Linked DNA regions of Homo sapiens: regions 1, 2, 3 and 4 are each linked to region 5. The links are chromatin loops, found by intact Hi-C in ENCODE. Cell type or tissue: endothelial cell of umbilical vein. All regions are shown on one strand. Region 1 has its middle 45 kb from the start of PSMG1. Region 2 has its middle 41 kb from the start of LINC02943. Region 3 has its middle 62 kb from the start of LINC00114. Region 4 has its middle 40 kb from the start of LINC00114. Region 5 holds the start of LOC105372802 (a long non-coding RNA gene).

What was found. Peaks named below come from ENCODE experiments on the same cell type or tissue, not always from the same donor. Only the 100,000 strongest peaks of a DNase experiment are listed, where the experiment ranks them.
Region 1: it touches region 5 in a loop (11-fold over the local background); 83 of 110 quality-filtered maps call a loop at or near these places.
Region 2: it touches region 5 in a loop (10-fold over the local background); 71 of 110 quality-filtered maps call a loop at or near these places.
Region 3: a loop joins it to region 5, with 15 times the contacts of the local background. A loop is called at or near these places in 55 of 110 quality-filtered maps.
Region 4: a loop joins it to region 5, with 8 times the contacts of the local background. A loop is called at or near these places in 18 of 110 quality-filtered maps.

The regions. Positions count from the first base shown.
Region 1 is chr21:39,136,071-39,140,070 of GRCh38, reverse strand. No RefSeq gene overlaps it. Among named protein-coding and RNA genes, the nearest start is that of PSMG1, 45 kb to the left of the region's middle. RefSeq lists an enhancer at 1,923-2,830. In endothelial cell of umbilical vein, CTCF peaks have their summits at 1,720 (motif pointing right) and 3,721 (motif pointing right); a DNase peak (open chromatin) is centred at 1,740.
Region 2 is chr21:39,123,944-39,127,943 of GRCh38, reverse strand. It overlaps the pseudogene RPL23AP12. Among named protein-coding and RNA genes, the nearest start is that of LINC02943, 41 kb to the right of the region's middle. RefSeq lists a silencer at 1,862-1,921. In endothelial cell of umbilical vein, a CTCF peak has its summit at 1,799 (motif pointing right); a DNase peak (open chromatin) is centred at 1,833.
Region 3 is chr21:38,709,880-38,713,879 of GRCh38, reverse strand. No RefSeq gene overlaps it. Among named protein-coding and RNA genes, the nearest start is that of LINC00114, 62 kb to the left of the region's middle. In endothelial cell of umbilical vein, no CTCF peak of the experiment used is centred here; a DNase peak (open chromatin) is centred at 1,619; H3K27me3 peaks cover 172 bases.
Region 4 is chr21:38,731,666-38,735,665 of GRCh38, reverse strand. No RefSeq gene overlaps it. Among named protein-coding and RNA genes, the nearest start is that of LINC00114, 40 kb to the left of the region's middle. In endothelial cell of umbilical vein, a CTCF peak has its summit at 1,601 (motif pointing left); a DNase peak (open chromatin) is centred at 1,395; H3K27me3 peaks cover 293 bases.
Region 5 is chr21:38,503,551-38,507,550 of GRCh38, reverse strand. LOC105372802 (a long non-coding RNA gene) reads right to left here and starts at 3,733. Exons shown (of 4, transcript XR_937712.3): 1 at 3,562-3,733. It also overlaps a transcript of ERG not described here. RefSeq lists an enhancer at 1-474. In endothelial cell of umbilical vein, a CTCF peak has its summit at 1,674 (motif pointing left); DNase peaks (open chromatin) are centred at 650, 1,220, 1,710 and 3,770; H3K4me3 peaks cover 3,738 bases; H3K27ac peaks cover 3,516 bases.

The sequences.
Region 1 (4,000 bases), 630 kb before region 5:
GCTGTGGTGACGTCTGACTGTGGGTATACATGGGAGACTGATGCCGGTGACTTGCAAGTAGTACTCAAACCCTGTTTTTTTTTTTTTTTTACCTCAGTTTTCCTACTCATAAAATGGGAATAGAAGTAGGTCACACAGCAGCCTGATTTGCAGATTATATGTGAAGTCATTCTACATTTCGGTTTATAAATTCTTTGCTAGAACTTTTATGGTATGTATGTCTCTTTAAGAAGACTTAAAAAAATAGGGATTTTAATTCTGACTTTACTAGAAAAATCTATTTTTGATTTCTGGTGCTTTTGTGAGATTTTGGTACTTAATTACCATATGTTCCTGTCATGCGAATCCAGATCATCTTAATTAGGCACAGCGAGAAGAGCAGTAAGTACCAGACACTTCAGGGGACCCCAGCGGAGAGATTTTAGGATTTAGAGACCAGAGGCCTTAGGTACAAAACAGATTCTGCTCTTTCACAAAGCACAAAATATTTTAGCCATCTTGCAGAGGAGAATGTGGCTTGAGGCAGGAATCTCCAGAGTGTCCCACCTTTCCCAAGTCCCGCATACAGAAAAGAGCACAATGGTTTGGATGGGTGCAGTGGCTCATGCCTGTAATCTCAGCACTTTGAGAGGCTGAGGTGAGTGGATCGCTTGAGGTCAGGAGTTCGAGACCAGCATGGCCAACATGGCGAAACCCTGTCTCTACTAAAAACACAAAAATTAGCTGGGCGTGGTGCCTGTAATCCCAGCTACTCAGGAGGTTGAGGCAGGAGAATAGCTTGAACCTGGGAAGCAGAGGTTGCAGTGAGCCAAGATCACGCCATTGCAGTCCAGCCTGGGTGACGAGTGAATAAATAAATAAATAAATAATAATCTGTCTCAAAAATAAATAAGTAAACCCCTGTTGGATAAATATTTGCTGAATATCAGGATTAAGACACTGTGGGGACAGTGCCAATGATTATACATCATAAACAGCACAAAAATGACCAACGCGAACTTTTCTTTTCTTTTTTTTTTTTTTTTGAGACGGAGTCTTGTTCTGTCGCCCAGGCTGGAGTGCAGTGGCCAGATCTCGGCTCACTGCAAGCTCCGCCTCCCGGGTTCATGCCATTCTCCTGCCTCAGCCTCCCGAGTAGCTGGGACTACAGGCGCTCACCACTACGCCCGGCTAATTTTTTGTATTTTTAGTAGAGACGGGCTTTCTCCGTGTTAGCCAGGATGGTCTCGATCTCCTGACCTCGTGATCCGCCCGCCTCGGCTCCAAAAGTGCTGGGATTACAGGCGTGAGTCACTGCGCCCGGCCCGAACTTCTCTTTATAGGTAGTCTTAAAATGTCACTGGAAATGTTTTGAACAGCAGTCTTTTGTTACTGCAAAAATTCAGCAAGTCAATTATATGGGCCGGGAGGAATTTACACTTTAACTCCCTTGCACATTTGCCGTTCACTTACTTACTCGTGGGGAACAGTGAAAAAGCTGGGATGGAAGTGAGGCTTTCTTCACCACATCGATGGCCCACATTTTCCCATGCTGTGAACTCCATCATGAATACCTGAGGCCAATTTTCTTAAATCAGATTTCCCCTTACTTAGAATTGGTATTGCATATGCATGTTTCCTGCAGGAATGCAAGTCTTAAAGGGCAGCAAAATGTAGAAGTCGTTTACTACTGCAGAATGTCCCATCAAGCAGCTGTACTTAACTTAGGAAAGCATTAAGTGAAGATTGGACACAAGGGGACAGTATTGCTCAACAAAGGTTCTTTGCTGCTGCTGGTGAAGTTGGAGTTTTTAACCTGCTCTCTTCTAAATATGTAAATGTATAAATAATGCTCTTTGCTCATTTTTCTACAAAGACCCTTAAGCAATTAAAAACACATCAAAGAAATCAGTATGCATGAGCTTTTTAGTGTGTCTATTGATTGTTTTTTAAGTAAATATTTTTAAGGATTTTTTTTCCCTCCCAGTTTTTATGAGACTGGCTGGTTATTAGCAAAGATAAAAAACTGCTCCTTTTCCTGGAAGAGGCTGTTCTTTATCAGTAGTGCTGGGACATTCAGCCCTGGAGATATTAATATTCTTAAGATTCAGGAGGTTCTGTTCTCCGAGGAGAAACTGATCTGTGGGGAACCTATTGAATCAGGATCTCAAAATTGTCACCCGTTTCTTCTGGGTGGAAATTGTCACCACTTAAAGGGGCCACTGAGTGGTCTCAGATCACACTGCCAGTTTTTCATGTCCACACTGGTGTGCTCCACATTTAGGCCTCAGTGTTCTGGGCCCTGCCTCATCCTCGCGTTGCTCTGAGCCAGCCTCCTGTTGCGTTGTTGCATTGATTAAAACCACAAGCGCGTGGATTTCTCCGTTTTTTTAAGATTTCTTACTAGAAGTTGTTGGAATGCTGAGTATTTTCCTCCTTCCACTGAGCTGTGTCTGCCATGGGCCTCCCTTCAACAAGGCTTTCCTTCTTGTATTCATGGCCGGACCCCCTGGTGTGGCCTCATTTCCAGATTCCCGCTCTCCCTCCCCAGAAATGGTTTCCATATGTGACCCCACGCGCTCTGGGCAGGCACCTTTGGAGGGGCTGACCTCCCAGCTCTCTTCTCTGCAATCATCAACTCACACCTCCTGGGTTTCCTTCCAGGCTGCAGAGCTGAGAGCTGAGAGCTAAGAGCCCACAGGCAGAGGGCCCTCTCCAGGCAGGTTTTATCTGCGACCTCTGCTGACTCAGGAGTGTGGGAGGTGATGGCCTTAGGGTTCTGTCTGGTGCTTTCTGTCTGATCTGCTGCCAGCTCTCTTCTTCCAGCCGAGGCCATGAGGGTTTTCATGGATAGCTGGGAGCTGGATTCTAGGAGACTGGATGCTGTCACAAAGAAAAGACCGTTTGAGGCTGGGTGCTGTGGCTCACACCTGTAATCCCAGCACTTTGGGAGGCCGAGGAGGGTGGGTCACTTGAGGTCAGGAGATTGAAACTAGCCTGGACAACACAGTGAGACCCCTTCTCTTAAAAAAAAAAAAAGAAAAAAAAAGAAAAAGAAACACTAAGGGAATTCCTGTGTGGGTCCAGGTCCAGCGTGAAGCCCTAAGGCCCCACAAAGGGATGTGAGCAGCCTCTGCCTGCCCTCCAGGGCTGACAGTCACATAACTAACCTCGTTATGACTCAGTGAGCCAGGCCTGGCAAATGCCTGCGGCAGATGACTGACCCATCCTGCAGAGTTCAGGTTTCAGCTGAGAATTGAGCCCAGGGTCTCTTGGACTCATGTGCACACACAGGACCTGAGTGGGGGCCATCCGGCCTGGGGCCAACTGACTCCCAGGTCCATCAAACCCAAGTCCGTGTCAGGGCCATGAAGGCAATGTGGGTGCACCAGAGGCAGTGGCATGCTGGTGGACACAGGTGGTTTGTTTTCCGGATTTTCAGCTTGGGAAGGAATTGGGATGTGTTTTGTGAGTTCACAATGGGGTGGATGAGAAGTGGCAGGAAGGCAGATGGTATCTGTTGGAAGTGTACATGGTTGCAAGTGTCTCCTGACTGCAGAGGCAGAAACAAATAACATGAATAGTCATATATATATATATATATATATATGCGTATATATTTTAAATTCATAGACTTTACTTTTTAGAGAAGTTTTAGGTTCACAGCAAAATTGAGTGGAAGGTACAGAGGTTTCTCAGCCCCTACACATGCACAGCCTCCGCCATTATCAACATCCTCCACCAGAGGGTACATTTGTTACAATGGATGAACCTGCATTGGTGCATCACCGTCGCCCAGAGCCCAGAGTTTACACAGGGCTCACTCTTGGAGTTGTATGTTCTACGGGCCTGGACAAACGTGTAATGACATGGATTCACCAGAGCCAGAGTTTACACAGGGCTCACTCTTGGAGTTGTATGTTCTACGGGCCTGGACAAACGTGTAATGACATGGATTCACCAGAGCCAGAGTTTACACAGGGCTCACTCTTGGGGTTGTATGTTCTACGGGCCTGGACAA
Region 2 (4,000 bases), 620 kb before region 5:
TTGACCTTGATCATGTCAATATCATAGAGCCTCTTCACAGCCTGTTTGATCTGGTGCTTGTTGGCTTTAACATCCACCATGAACACACGTGTGTTATTGTCTCCTGTCTTCTTCATGGCCGACTCAGTGGTCAGCGGAAACTTGATGATAGCATAGTGGTCAAGCTTGTTTCTCCTGGGGGTGCTCTTCCAAGGATATTTGGGCTGCCTCCGGAGTTGCAGTGTCTTGGGCCGCCGGAAGGTGGGGGACGTGTGGATCTTCTTTTTTTTGTGGTTGTGAACACCTTTCAACACTGCCTTCTTGGCCTTTAAAGCCTTTGCTTTGGCTTTGGCTTTAGGAGGGGCAGGAACTTCTTTCTTCGCTTTCAGCACTGTCTTGTGAAAAGGGTCAGCATTTCTTAAACAACAAATAGGGCAACAATCTAGAAAGCATTTGGCAAAAAAAACAAAACAAAACAAAAAAAAAACAATGAATATATATAATCACTAATTTGTAGGGAATGTGCTTCTGTGATGTCTAGTAGAATCCAGGCACTATGAAGGAAATGTGAATACATCTGTGCTGGGTAGCGAGTAGTTCCATAAACAATTTTCACAGCTAATGTTGATTATTGTAGATCATCTGGCTAGTTCATTTTGATTAAATTATCTATTTAGAGACAAGGAAGGATAAACAAGACATTGCCTTTAGGGAAGAAAAGAATGAGTAGAAATGTATTTTTATCCCTTTGAGTGATCCAGCATAAGAACTTTGGATTTCAGTGCACTCACAGGTCCATGGGGGAACAGTCATTAGGTAGTAAGTGGTGTTCGCTGGAGAATGGAACAGCTTCCCAGGCTGGGAAAAAGATGCATCTAAAGCCCAGGAAGTGCATGGTCTCACTCTGCCGTTTTCATTAGGCAGCTTTGTTCTTTTAAAATGCAAGATAAATGCATCTGCCTTAGAACTGAATTCTCCTGTAATAGAATTTTTTAATTCTAAATCTTTAGCTGAAATGCCCAATTATTTAAAATAAGTAATAATTTACACCCACTCTTCCGCCATTGAGAACTTAAGGCACAATATCTTGGCTTCATTGCTATTGCCGTTTGGAGCCGGATGCTCCTTCACGTGGGGCTGCCCAATGCACCGTAGGATGCTGCACAGAACCCCTGGCCTCTACCCACCAGCTGCCAGTACATCCTCTTCCCCGGGTATGCCAAGCAAAAATGTCTCCAGATATTGCCAAATGTCCCCAGGGGACAAAATCATCCCTGGCTAAGAACCGCTGCTTCAGAGGGTGGGGACCGAGAGGGGGCAGGATGGAGGGAGCCATCCACACTTGCGATGCTGCTGGGCCTGGGAGCAACATGAGCTCCCAGCTTCCTCCAGCCCTTTCCCTGCAAGGGGGAATGGCCCAGCTGAGGGGCTGGGATTTTCAGGGGCCTTATTTCAGTGAGCTGGGGTGGGCAGGAGTTTTATATGCACATATATGTTGGGTATAGATCAGGAGTGTGACTGCTGTGCCGAGGGGCTGCACATGCTCAACTCAAATAGATATTGCCAGATAGTTTCCAGAAGTGATTGACCAGTTTGCACTCTGAGTAGAGTGGCAAAATTGCGAGGGGATACTGAGCACTTCCAGGTCTTGGGGACCTGGCCAGCAGCTCGGACAGGCAGCCCCAATCTCTCAAGTCCTCATAAGAAATATGAGTGCCTTCTTTGGACATTACAGGCTCATGGGACCACCTCCTGTTTCATGAGGCCAGTGGCTGGGCCTGTCTTTTCACTCAGAATTGAGAAATCATGCAACAGAGGAGCCTCTAGGTGGCACTGAATTCTGAGGCTTAGAGGACTTGGGCCTTTCCTATCCATGCTGCGAGTTCATTGTGACCTGATGCTGGCCTGGTTGGCCAGCTGAGCCCTGCCCTGCACCTGGGCTCAGAAATGCTGCGGGAGGGGTCTCAGCGGGTGGTGAAAGGCTCTTTCCTGACAAATGCATGTGTGTGTGTGTGTGTGTGTGTCAGTGTGGTGTGTGTGTCTGGTGTGTATGGCCTATGTGTGTTCATACATTTGTGCTGTGTGGGTGTGTGGCATGCATGTGTGTGAGTACATGTGTGCTGTGTGGGTGTGTGGCATACATGTGTGAATACATGTGTGCTGTGTGGGTGTATGGCATGCATGTGTGTGAGTACATGTGTGTTGCGTGGGTGTGTGTGTGACATGCATGTGTGTGAGTACATGTGTGTTGTGTGGGTGTGTGACATGCATGTGTGTGAGTACATGTGTGTTGGGGATGGGTGGGGAGGGGAGGGCTTGCTGAGCTCCTGAAAAAGTTTTGGTCCCTGCTGGAGATTAGGAAGTCAAGCAGAAATTTTTTAGAAGACAACAGTTTACCTGCAGGACACACACACACAAATTAATTTTTTCAAGTACAAAATTCAAAGCCACAAAAAGTTACACAGTGTAAAAGCAAGTGACCCTTCCGTCCTGCCGCAGCCTCTATTTGTCCCTTTTCTACAGTGAAAATAGTGTAAGCACAGTGAAACAGAATATATATAACATATCATCTATCTCTATAATCACTATATAAAATTAATGTATACATATCAAATACAAATTTGTATATATTTGAATATATTATGTATATTATATATATATCATTTTCTTTGGTATGTGGTGAGTGACAGCGTCTTATCTGGGCCCTCAGGAGTGATATTTGCTGCCTGGGCTCCTGTTGGTCTGCAGGCCCTTATGCTACAGAGTAGGCAGTAGCAGTGGCAGGACAAGTGGGAGGAGGGAGGTTCTGGAAGGAGAAGGTCCCTCACCCCCATACACACTTAGATGCACTGATGTGCATGCGTGCACACGTGCAAACACACACACACACACACACACTTGATCCTTTGGTGTTTATTCTACGATTGGTTATTAACAGATTTGGGTGGATTCCTTAAAAGGAATTCCTTTATAGAGTTAGGAGTCTCTATTTAGAGCTCTGTGTACATGCAGGATGTGAGTTGAACAAGCTCTCCCAGGAGCACAGATCTGGAGTGTGTGTGTTTTAAAAGCTCGGCTGCTATTTTTGGGAACGATGCTGGGGAAAGCGATCTTCGCAGGGAAGGGCAAGAGAGAAACTCCTCCTCTACTCCACTTCTTTGTTGACCACAACACTGAAGTGTTGCTAGCAGCATCCCTTGTGCAGTTCTTGGAGGTATATCACATCTTTTTGGCTGTAACTTTAGAGGAGTCTTAGGTTTCTCCAGCATCTTCAGTTTTGACAGATGGGCTGACTGGAGTTCATTAAAAAATGTCCATGTGTGTTCAATTTGCTGGAAACACGTTGGTTCTATTTTCTTAAAATGGGACACGTAAGAGTATTTGAAGATGGTTCAGGTCTCTTCCCATCCACGGTGAGACCTCCTGCTGGGGGGCTGCACTCCCAGCCTTTCTCCAGCTTCTGTCACTGTCTCCAATGAGACTGATACCCCTAAGGACCTCTCAGATGTGTGACTTTCAGATGTAGTGTTGCTTGAAGAGATGTCTGGGGGTCTCAGGAGCCCCTCAAACTCAGTGGTACATCAAAGCCAAGGGGGACCTGTTTCTGGTGGGATGGTGGTTGTATTTGAGGCCTGCAGAGCTGGGAGAGGGGCTTGACTCTGAGCTCCTCCACTTAAAAGCTTGAAGCTCTGGGAAACTCACTGACCCACCTTAAGCCACTCAGTCCTATCCCTGACTATCATTTTATTAAAGTCTATCTCTCCCTTTAGATCTAATAATATTTGCCTTATATATCTGGTGGTCCAGTGTTGGATGCATATATGTTTAGAATTGTTATATCTTCTTGCTGAATTGATCCCTTTATCATTATATAATGACCTTCTTTGTCTCTTTTTACTGTTTATGACTCAAAGTCTGTTTTATTGGATATGAGTGTAGCTAATCCTGCTTGGTTTTGGGTTTCTGTTTGTGTGGGATGTCTTTTTTCATCCCTTTACTTTAGGTCAATATGTGTCTTTGG
Region 3 (4,000 bases), 210 kb before region 5:
CAGGGAGACAGAACACAGCCAAATTACATTGTTTAATGTAACATACCAATTAAAACTTGGGGGAGAGGCTCGGGGATCTCAGCCTCTTTGGGTTTGGGGGTTTTAGTCTCTAAAATTAGAAAGTTGCTCAGGGAATCACTAAAGTCATTTTCAGCTTTAGCCCTTTAGAATTCTGGAATGGGTCCCTGTTTGTATGATTCTCAGTATCTTCTGCCTTGGATGATGGCAGTGAGTGAATCAGCAAGAGCATGTCCAACAAATAGTCTCAAGGTGGCTCCTGGAGAGACAATGGAAACGGAACAACACCGTGCATAACTAGCACAGTGGCAGAGGGTGGACACTCCCACCTGTGTTCAATTGTTGCACATCAATCTGCATCTTTTTTGGTCACCCCTGAGAAGTAAATCACTGGTGGGTTTGAAATATAGATACTTTATCATGATAAATCCTCTTCCACATCTATAATTCATAAATATTGAAGAAGTGGGTGAAGGAATAAAGAATTTGGAAAGTGTAATGCTTTTATGAAGCAGACTTTGTTGAGTTTATTTAAAGATTATGCATATTTTGTTGGGTTTTTGTGCTGTTAAACTCTTCAGGGAAGAAAGTTTGAACGGTTAATTAAGAAATACCTGTCAGAATTCTATGGTACAATGGAGGAACCATTCAGAAATCAAGAGTGGTTCTTCTAGATGAGTTAAAATTGCAGGGACCAGGGAGTCGGTCATGTGTCTGGATTTTGGAACTTCTTTAAGGAGCCATGAGATATGAATGCGCCCCCCCCCCGCCCCCCCCTCCCCCCACCAAATAACTCAGAGTATGGATTACCGAAGACAAGGCCAAGGGCAGTCTCTACAGATACAAATTATTTGTCCTTGGAGGAGATGGGGGAAAGTAAACTGACCCACTAAAACTAGGGGCTTCTATAGCAAGGAGAAGGTACTTCATATCCCTGAACAGATGTGCTGCTGAGGGCGGGTGGCTGTGCCCTCCCAGCCCCAGGAGCTTTATCTCCGCCTTTAGAGCTTTTGTCTGGGAGAGATATGAAGGGAGTTCAAAGGACCCTAGAAAGGACAGCCTCATATTAGGAAACAGGGCTGACAACTAGGCAGGACAGGGGACAAGCTTAGTCAGTACCTAGGGGTTTGCATTCATTTTACTGCTTGCAGTAAAACAATTTGAAAGCAGATGATACATTCAATGTATCAATACATAGGCTTCTTGGTGGTGATGCTGTATATATTTGCAGCAGACACCATCAGCTGCCCATCCAATGTACATGTCGTCCCCTTTCTATCTAACAAAACCCTCATATGGTTTGTGGCCTCAACATGCCTAGTTAAAGAAAAATAACTCACCCAGGCAACTCTGCTGTTTCCAAAAGCCATACGACATAACAGGGCATTCAAAAGAAGCTGTAAATCGCAGGAAAGGGAGGCCCTCCAGAATAAAAAGGAATTGCTTTTCTGCCTTTGTTCTAGTTATCTTTTTCTTTCTCTTTCCTGCTGGATGGTGAGCCTGAGGACTGTGGTGCAGCAGCACCTTGTGACCTTAAGGCAAAAGCACAGACAAGCACCTCTTGCTAAGGATGAAAAGCTGGAAACAGCCAGATGGCACCAGAGAGTCTGTCCTGCCTGAGCTGAGTTCACCCTGTGTCTATAAGCCACTGTTGGCTTTCCTGTTCCTTGCAGCCAGAGGCAATCCAAATTGATTCAATGTGCTTCTGTCAAGAAAGCTTAAGGTTGAATTTCTAAAAGCAGCATTATTGAAAGAAACTTATCTATCTTCTCTAAGACAGATTTTGCAAACTCAAGTGTTTTTAATGTCATGACATGTAACGCCAGGGTTTAGTAAACCTTTTCTGCAAAGGGCCAGATAATAAATGTTTTTGGCTTTGTAAGCCAAACACAGTCTGTAGCAACTGCACAACTCTGGTGTTGTAGTATGAAACGGCCACAGACAATACATTCATTAATATATTCTTCTTTGTGTTTTGGGAGATATGCCACACCTTTTCTCACTCTCCAAAGCATTGCAGGACGGTTGAATGCTAACTCAAAGCTGAAACACTTTTGACATTTTATTTGAGAAAAAAATAGAAATATTTCCCCTTTTGATCTTTACTTTTAAAGCCCCTTCAATTATTTTCTAACAATATTCTTTTAAAAATGTGGTCCCATCTTTCCGATTAGAGTAATATACAGGCATTGCAGGAAAAAATGGAAAAATCTATTTATTCTACTACACAGAAATTCACTTACTGACACACAAGACATACACATTAAAACAACAGAAGCTCAAATCCATTGAAATGAATATCTCACTAGACTCCACCAGCTTTGGGGCTGGTTTAGTGGTTGTTATAGGAGTTTCGCAGGAGCAGCTGATATAAAAACAGACAGAAATACAGGGATACTGGAGGACACTTTTGTGATGCCCTTCTTCACCTTCCTCTGAGATTGGACTGCTTATCAGAGCTGTTTTCTGGAGGAAGTACTCAGAATACAATGCAGGTTGATTACTTCTGCCACAGCATAATGTCTAGCAGGCATAGCAAAGTCAACCCATTTTCTTACCAAAGAAGGGATCTCTTGATATAATTATTACTACATCTTTTAATTTACTTTTATTCTGATGTTTTCAAAGAAATGCATGCTCATTATACAGAATTTAGAAACATACAAATACCAAGTAGTAAAAAAATAATAATGATATTTTCTCTCTATTCCTGAGCCAACTCATTATACATTGGCATATTTCCTTCCACTTTTATTTCTGGACATTTTCCCCCCTATACATTGTTGATTTTTTTTATTTTTTTTCCTGAAAAATCGTATTTCAAACATTTTCCTGCTATTTAGATCTCTCGATAATCATGTTTGAAGAAGGATATAGAACCCCATCAGAGTGACCCCTTCCCTCATGTTGGACATTTAGGCCTTTGATATTTTATTGCTATAAATAGCTGGCCAGGCACGGTGTCGCATGCCTGTAATCCCAGCACTATAGGAGGCCGAGGCGGGTGGATCACCTGAGGTCAGGAGTTCAAGACCAGCCTGGCCAACATGGTGAAACCCTGTCTCTACTAAAAAATACAAAAATTAACCAGGCATGGTGGCGGGTGCCTGCAATCCCAGCTACTCGGGAGGCTGAGGCAGGAAATTACCTGAACCCGGGAGGGAGAGGTTCCAGTGAGCTGAGATCACACCATTGCACTCCAGCCTGGGCTACAAGAGTGCAACTCCGTCTCAAAAACAAAACAAAACAAAATAAAACAAAACAGCGTTGCCCACAGATTATTTTCTCAGGACAGATGACGAGAATGAAATTACCAAATCAGAATATACGAAAAATGGTAAAGTCAAATTTTTTTCCATAAAAGTTGCTTATTTAAAAAGTTGTGCTGCTACATCCCCCCACAGGAAATCTTGCTGCACTTTCCCCCACACTAAATCACATGGTTGTCACTGTGGCTCTGTTGTTTTCTGATTCCAAGTGTGATTAAATGTGACTTTTTTTTACATCTCTTGATTTCTTTTTCTCCTTCTATTTTTCCTCCTCTCCTCTTTTCTTCCTCTGTCTTCTCCTTTCTTTTTCTTTTAAAAATACTTAGACCTTCTGCTGCGGTCTGAATATTTCTGTCCTTTCCCGAAAATTTATATGTAGAAATCCTAAACTCCAAGTGGTGTGTGTGGAAGTGGGGCCTTTGGAGGGTGATTAGGTCATGAAGGTGGAGCCGTCATGGATGAGATTAATGCCCCTATAGAAGAGGCCCCAGAGAGCTTCCTCAGCTTCCTCTATGTGAGGATGTTACTGTAACACCAGGGGGTCTAGGCCCTGCAGCTTCAGGCACAGAAAGCAAATCACTGAGACAATGAGTATTTCCAAGGAAGAAGGCTTTAGTCGAGTTCTTCAGCCAAGGAGATGGGAGCTCACTCTCAAATCCATCTCCTCCCTGATCCACTAGAACTAGGTTTTTTTTTTTTTTTTTTTTTTTTTT
Region 4 (4,000 bases), 230 kb before region 5:
TAGCTTGGGTTTATACATTTTAGGGAGACATGAGACATTGATCAACATATGTAAAATGTATCTTGGTTCGGTCTGGAAAGGCAGGACAACTTGAAGCAGAGACAGGGCTTCCATGTCACAGGTAGTTAAGAGACAAATGAGCAGGTGTGGTGGCTAATGCCTGTAATCCCAGCACTTTGGGAGGCTGAGGCAGGAGGATCACGAGGTCAGGAGTTCGAGACCAGCCTGGCCAACATGGTGAAATCCCATCTCTACTAAAAATACAAAAATTAGCCAGGTGTGGTGGTGTGCACCTGTAATCCCAGCTACTCAGGAGGCTGAGGCAGGAGAATGGCTTGAAAGTGGAAGGTGGAGGTTGCAGTGAGCCGAGATAGCGCCCCTGCACCCCAGCCTGGGCAACAAGAGTGAAACTCCATCTAAAAAAAAAAAAGAGACAAATGATTGCCTCTTTTGAGTTTCTGATTAACTTTTTAAAATGAGGCAAGCAGATATGCATTCATCTTAGCAAGCAGAGGGATGGGAGGCAGGTTTGACCTAAGCAGTTTCCAGCTTGACTTTTCTCTTTAGCTTAGTGATTTTGTGGTCCCAATATTTATTTTCCTTTCACAAATCCAAATGTATTTGTCTCTAGATATTTTATTTTATTCTCGTAAAAGGTGGGAATGCAGAATATGCTTTGCTTTATTAAAAAGACTATGTATTTGCCTTTAAAATTTCAGGTTTTAGAAACATTTCGTTTTAAAAGTCTTTCCTTGAAAAATATGCAGATTGAAGCAAAATCTACTTACCCTAGCTTTTAGGAGAACTTCCTTCCTCAAAACGAACTTTTGCCTACGTGGCCTCCTTTTGTTTTTTCAAGTTGATTTAAATAGGAATGAAAATTACCCGTATTTAACCAGCAATCCAAAGGACAGAAGGTATTTTTCCTTGCAAAGGGGTGCTCATAATTTCGTAAAGTAATAAGACACCAGTGAAAACAATCACCCCAAATTCATTTCCATATGAAAAGAGAACCAGTGTAACTTGAAAACGCCTTTTATTAAATCTCAAGGTCAGAACTGGGGGAAAATTCTAAATGTTGAATCACAATAAGGCTCACTAGGATTTTCTCCTATTTACCCGCAGAGCCTGCTCTAGACTTCAGTGCTGGGCAGGGGGTTGCCCTGCGCCTGCACCGCGGCTGCAAAGCACCCTGTTTCCCTTCTCTGACCCGCCTGGCATTCCCGCCGCCGAGCGGCAGTTGAGTGATTTTTTTTCTTTTCCTTTAGCCGGCCCAGGGCTGCACTCGGTGACTGCTCTTCGTCAAATTCCTTCTTAAACAGTGGTCAAGTATTCTTCCGGTGCAGCTGTTATTTTCGGGTCCTGTATTCTGCTTTGTGCTGACCCTGTAATCTCAGCAGTACCCATTCGCCTAGCAGGGCTTCGGGATGCTTCCCCGACTCTCCTCGCACCTTCACACCAACGCACTCCGGGAATGTTTCTGATGGGTGTCAAGTCCACTCTCTGATGAACGGACTCGTGCTTTGAGAGCATCTTCAGGGTCAGTGCATCCAGTGACCGTTTCATGACACCGTTTGCCTCGAGCGCCACCGCCTGGCCAAAACTGGAACGACCTGTGCCCGTTGCTGAGGAGGAAAAACACCCGGGATGGAATTTCTAGTTTTTGTGCAATCCTCATCCTTTTCCATTTTCTGTAAAGTGACGATGACAGATATTTTCGCTTACTAATGCAAGTATTTTTCATCTGAATAAATATACCAATTTCTCTGGCAATAATTTGGGTTTAAAAATACTGAGGCTGGCCCGGCACAGTGGCTCACACCTGTAATCCCAGCACTTTGGGAGGCCAAGGCGGGCGGATCACGAGGTCAGGAGTTCGAGACCATCCTGGCCAACATGGTGAAACCCCGTCTCTACTAAAAATACAAAAATTAGCCGGGTTTGGTGGCGTGCGCCTGTAATCCCAGCTACTCGCGAGGCTGACGCAGGATAATCGCTTGAACCCGGGAGGTGGAGGTTGCAGTGAGCCGAGATTGTGCCACTGCATTCCAGCCTGGGCGACAGAGCGAGACTGCGTCTCAAAACAAAACAAAACAAAACAAAACAAAACAAAACAAAACAAAAAAATATACTGAGGCTGGGCATGGTGGCTCACTCCTGTAATTCCAGCACTTTAGGAGACTGAGGTAGGAGGATGGCTTGAGCCCAGGAGTTTGAGATCACCCTGAGCAAGACCCTGTCTCTACAAATATAATTTTAAAAATAACTGAGTCTGATGGCATGCACCTGTAGTTCCAGCTACTCAGGAGGCTGAGGAGGGAGGATGGCTAGAGCCCAGAAATTCGAGGTTGCAGTGAACCATGATCACGCCACTGCCCTCCAGCCTCGGTGACACAGCAAAGCCCTGTTTTTAAGAAAGGGAAAAGGAAACACAAAGATACTGAACTGAGCGCCATCCTATACCCTCAGCTATACATTACATAAATTGTATTCTTTAGAATTCTAAAGGCTGAGTAGGATGGGCTTTGGTAATGTAAAAATACAAAAGCAGATACAGGCAAAAAACATGAGAAAATTTTTTTCCTCTAGCATTCTGTCCATGGTGGACAGGATGGGTGAAGTGTGCCTAAAGTGCTTGTTTGATGGGTGCCCACCCCTCCCCACTCCCCAGTGGTCGACGCAGAGCACTGATGCTACAGACCCAGGCTCCAGAACACGCTGGATGGAAAGGTTCTGAGAAGAGTGTGCACACCTCAAGGAGTGTGTGTATGTGTGCGAGCAAATACCTCTGTAAGCAGTCTCCTGGGGGTGCTGAAAGAAAATATTAGGATTTCTCTTCATACCTATTTTTATCTCAAATTTCAGTACTTTTATTTTTATAGGACACATAAAAATTATTTGAACACTTGTATATTATTTACAAAACAAATCAATATTTTAATAGATATTGGGTGTGTGGGTTAAAAAATTGGAGTTTGCCAAGGAGATGGTGGAAGGTTGATGATGGCTTCCCTTGGACTGGGCAGAGGTGGGGTGAATAGGGCGTGGATCTTTATCTTTCTGCCTAGGGGGCAGCCCTATGCCCAAGGAACTGGCTCCCTTTTCCTGCCCATGTGTACAAGTGAGGGCTGCAAGGAGTCACCGTCAGGAGAGAGTGCAGGTGAGGGGTGAGGGGTATAGGGAGCTGGCACCTGGTGACTTTGCACTTGGGGGTTGAAGGGGACAGGATGGTGGGCAGGTGACCTCTCCAGGGAAGGGTCCTGGCTACTGGTTGGGCAGCAGGGTGGAAAGGAAAAGCCCTACGCTCTCCTCTAGAGAGGAGAGGACTGGAATTAGGACATGGGTTGGGTTTTGAAGCATTAACTATGATTTTTAAACAAAGTTGAAAATGTTTTTTGCAAGTTCTCCCAAAGCTTGAACAAATAATTTTCTAGTAGAAAAAATATTTTCTAGACAACAACCCACCAGTCTAAAGTTGTACCGAACTAAGGATGTTCTTAACATGGCCCCCAGTGCATTGCAAGGCAAAAAAAAAAAAAAAAAAAAAAAAGAATTGCATGCAGCTGGAATAGGGCCTGGCCTGCAGGTAATTTAGCAATTTAGCTAGGCTTTCTCTCTGGGTAGGGAGGTTGGGACGGGATTTGATTCAGAAGAAGGTTCTGGCCCTGCCTCTGTCAGTCTTATGATGCAGCCTAGGTAAGTCACTTCACATCTGTGAGGCTTTCTTCTTTGCTAAACAGATGACAAATGTGTACCGAGAATTGGCTGGGCATCAGATGCCGGTGGGGAATGGGGTTCTGAAGACAATATGTGAGCAGGAAACTGAGCTCATCTTAAAGTGTTTGCAGTTAAGTCTAACTTTCATTTCAACTAAAAAATTAAATGAAAGTTCGAAATAAGAGTATAAAGATTAAAAGGAAAAAAAATCTAAATATCTAAAAGATAACAAATTGTAGAGACCTCTCAAGCTCCGTAAAACCCTGCATTTAGTTACAGAAGT
Region 5 (4,000 bases):
TTCATTCATTCATTCACTCATTCAGTAAGTGCTTGTTGAGGGCCATCACTGACACAGTCATGAGGGAATCCTGGGGTTCCCCTCCCAGTGTCAGCACTGGGGCTCCGGGAAGATGGCTGCCTTCCATCTCCAATGCATTTTAATTTCTTCTTTGAACAAACCTGCAAAGTTACTGGTTGATTGAAAAAGGAATATTGGCACAAATGAATTAAATGACGCATCGGGGTCACCGAGCAGTTGGGGATGAAGCCAAGGTCCCTGTTATCAGGATGCTGCATGGACTCTTCCCTTCGGAGAAATATCACGAAGGCTCCCCGCCTCCAGCGCGCGCCAGTGGACCCCTCCTGTGAAGCAGAGGTTAGCCCTGCACTCAGGGTCCTCAGTTCCTACCTAAGCCAGCTCATCATTAGCAATTCGTATTGTGCATGCTGGCAATGCAGAGCCCAGGGGCGCTTTTTGTCGAGCCAGCGTCTTTTATCTGCAGTTGCACCCCAGCGAAGCTGGGACCGGAATGTACGACTGTTACAGGGTCCGGGCCTCCTCCCATCTAGTTTGCAATGCCTCTCACATGCAAAGGTTATGTTTGTTTCCTTTTAAAAATAGCAGACGAGCAGGTGACACACTGCCTTAATTATCCTTCTGTAGAACACATTGAAAACTAGCCTCCCTGTTCTACTGGCAGAGCGAGAGGAAAATGTATCCTAAACCGCAGTGGGTGAAGCCTCTTCAGATGTCGGTCAGAGCCTTACCCACACCCAGCCCCGCCCGACAGCCGTGAACACAGACAAACAACTGTCACCCATTGACCTCACGATTCCTTGGTATATGAACCAAAGTGGAAGCGGCGAGAAAAGGAAATACTGCAGATATTTTTAAGTAGAAGCAAAGGCAGGAAGAGGAAAGTTGCAAAATTGGTTATATTTCTTTTTGCTTAAGTGCATAATGTTTGGATGACCAAAAAGTCAGTGTAAATGTATAATAAGATTATTTTCAAGGAAATCTGTATATTAAGTTTTAAGGCCTATTTTACTTCATATATACATAAAGTACCATTTTTAGAAGTGCTATACTCCATGCATATTCCAAAATACTACACGTTTTTTTTGAGAAAGGAAGGGACCGTGAGGCTTTTTTCACATCTGATATATTACAGTATAATCCATATTCCTCCTATAACACTTAGTTCTGGAAAAGGATCTACTGGTGTCTGAGTTTAGGCAGGCACTAGCACTGACGTCAGTATTGTGTACAGAGAAAACAAACATACTCTACATTTACCGAATTTGATGCAACTCACATTTGGGAACATATTGAACAATCTAAAATTATTGTAAAGTGGTAAATTTTTCAGGCTTTAAAATCATTAACAGTGGCATAAAACAATTATACAATTTCCATGGACAAATCTCACCCCCCCAGATTTATGCCTTTAATCTTATATTCAGATCTGTGTAATTCATGTTTGCTCCTAAAACGTGTATTTCTTTATGTTCTATAATAATGAACAATCCAAATTTTTCAAAAAAAAACACCATTTCTGCATTATAAATGTTAGATCTTAATTTTAACAAGTAAAAAATGAGACCACTTTGTAAAATAATGTCAATTCAAGGAATTTAAATCAAGAATTAGGCACACTAGTATTCTCTCTAAAGGCCTTTTTGAGGGGCATTTAGCACCCTCTAGTGACAACAATTCAAGCCGTTCAAAGGGAACTTCCCTGCACGACTCATGTCTGGTTTCTAGCTGGCAAGTCAACAATGCAGTGTAGTTCTTTAGGCAGGAGGTGGTTGCTTCCTAAAATCCTTGAGGCAGGATTATTTTTGTAGCTGTAAATAAAGGCTGGAATAATCTCCACCAGGCAACCGCGCAGTGGGAAAACCATGATTTATCCCTATCGGCTATAATATTCTTTGGCTTATCATGGCCAGTCCACTCAGAAAGAACATTTCTAGTACTCCTTGAACACTGCAGCCTTTCCCAAAACATGTGCTGAGATCTGTGTGGGCATCAGATGACAACAACAAATTTACTGATATCATCATTTCAGTTCAGGTCGGTGCATTTAACGGGATTTAACACATTTTCATAAGAGTGAATTGGAAAAGAACTGGCCTGCCTTCACTTCAGCTGCACCTCTGTGTCCTCTGCGTTGCTTGCAGTGGGAGATAATACAGTGTGGAGAGGGTGAGGTGTGGAGAGGGGGCGAGGGATGAGGAGGGCTCAGGTGGAGAGGATACCATGTGGAGCGTACCATGTAGCAGTTACTGCGCTGAGACAGACTCCCAGTGTCCTGTGCTCCTGACTTCAGGCACGGGTATAGGGCTTCATTGCATCCGCAGGTAGCCTGGTGATACTCATGCAAATATAAATGAATTTGTGGCAAAGATTTTTTGCCTTCGCTTCATTTCTGATTCCATTTGTGATGGAAATAAATTAGTAAATAAATCATCAAATGAGGTGATGCTGAATTAAAGCCCACCTCAACCGAAAACTAAAAGCCAACTTTAGAAAGCAGCAGGAAAAATTATTAATGCAGGCTTCTACATCAATTTCTATCAATTGAATGCTATTATAGTGCCACTTATGATCTTTCTTTAAGAAGTAATCTGTATTTTCTTTAAAAATAATTCATAAAATAGTGACAGATTAAGACAAAAATAAGTGATGCTGTTTAGTATCTTATAGGTGAGATTGACACACTTCTTAAAAAATCATTTAAAACTCTGACTAGAATCAAAATCAAAATTAATTTCAACAACCTGGGATAAATTCTCAATTTGGCCAAGGATGGTGACAGGGGACAGTACCTGGGAAAGGATACTTTGGATCTGAGTCGGGGGTAGAGTGGGATGCCAGTCAGATGCTTTTGTGAATCTTAATTATATGCCCTGTGGGCATACGAAGCCTTATGGGCACCAATGGCAACGTGATGTCTGTAGCATCTATGCTCAGATATACCCAGTTATACGGACAAAGAAGTTGAAACTCATTTAATGGTTTCCAAATTATATGGAGAAGCCTAATAATTGGAACAATACATTTAAAAGTTATTTTAAGCTAAATAATGGTGACAAAATAATTACTCTCCTCTTAGGTTTCTTTCTTAAAACCACAGATAATACATTGACCTATTTGGAGTCCTTGATAATGGTTTTAATATTCCTGCATTTTTAAAGTCATATGGAGTTGAGTAAGAGCAAAATTGGCCTAAACTTGAGAACGTGTGGGATGCTTATGAAATTGTGTTTATTGAAATCATTGCTCCATGGGAGCTTATAGAACTGAACTGACGTGTGCTTCAGTATTAAGGAAATTGCAACTTGGTGTTGAGAAGTTGAGGATTTGGTATGTGATAACAGTTTCCTTGGTTTCTATTAGTTCAGATCAACCAAGAGACTGAAGAATACATTCACCACTTAGAGAAAGTGTTGAAACAATGGTTATTTAAATTGTAATTGGATTATTTCTTAATGTGCTGCTGGGGGATATGGCACTCCCCTACCCCCCCACACACACACCCTCATACACACACTCACACACTCATACACACATACTCACATAGTTGTATCCAATGGAGTGAAGCTGTAATCATGAAGTATGCTGTGAACAGAAAAACCGTCCTTAAACAGCGCTGACTGGGTGCCCTTGAGGGCTGAGAGTGTCTTCATGCCGCGTATGTTCTCAGGCAAATCCTCCGACTGCTGCAGATGGAAAAGTTCCATGGAGTGCTGGAGTTTTCCATTGTGCGGCAGCCCCAGATGCTTGATTCTTATCTACAATCTCAGGCATGTTCCTGGCAAAAACCCCTGGGACATCGTTCTTGCGGGGCTCTCATGAATAATCCAAACACTATGCATTTTAAATTCATGTGTCATCTTAAGGACAATATACAGCACTTTTGTCCTATTGTTTTGTCCTTAAAAACCTGCGTTTCATGGGTCGCTCCCAGGCTCTGAAGTTTTATGTGTGCAGAATTTGAGGAGACTGAGATAGGCTT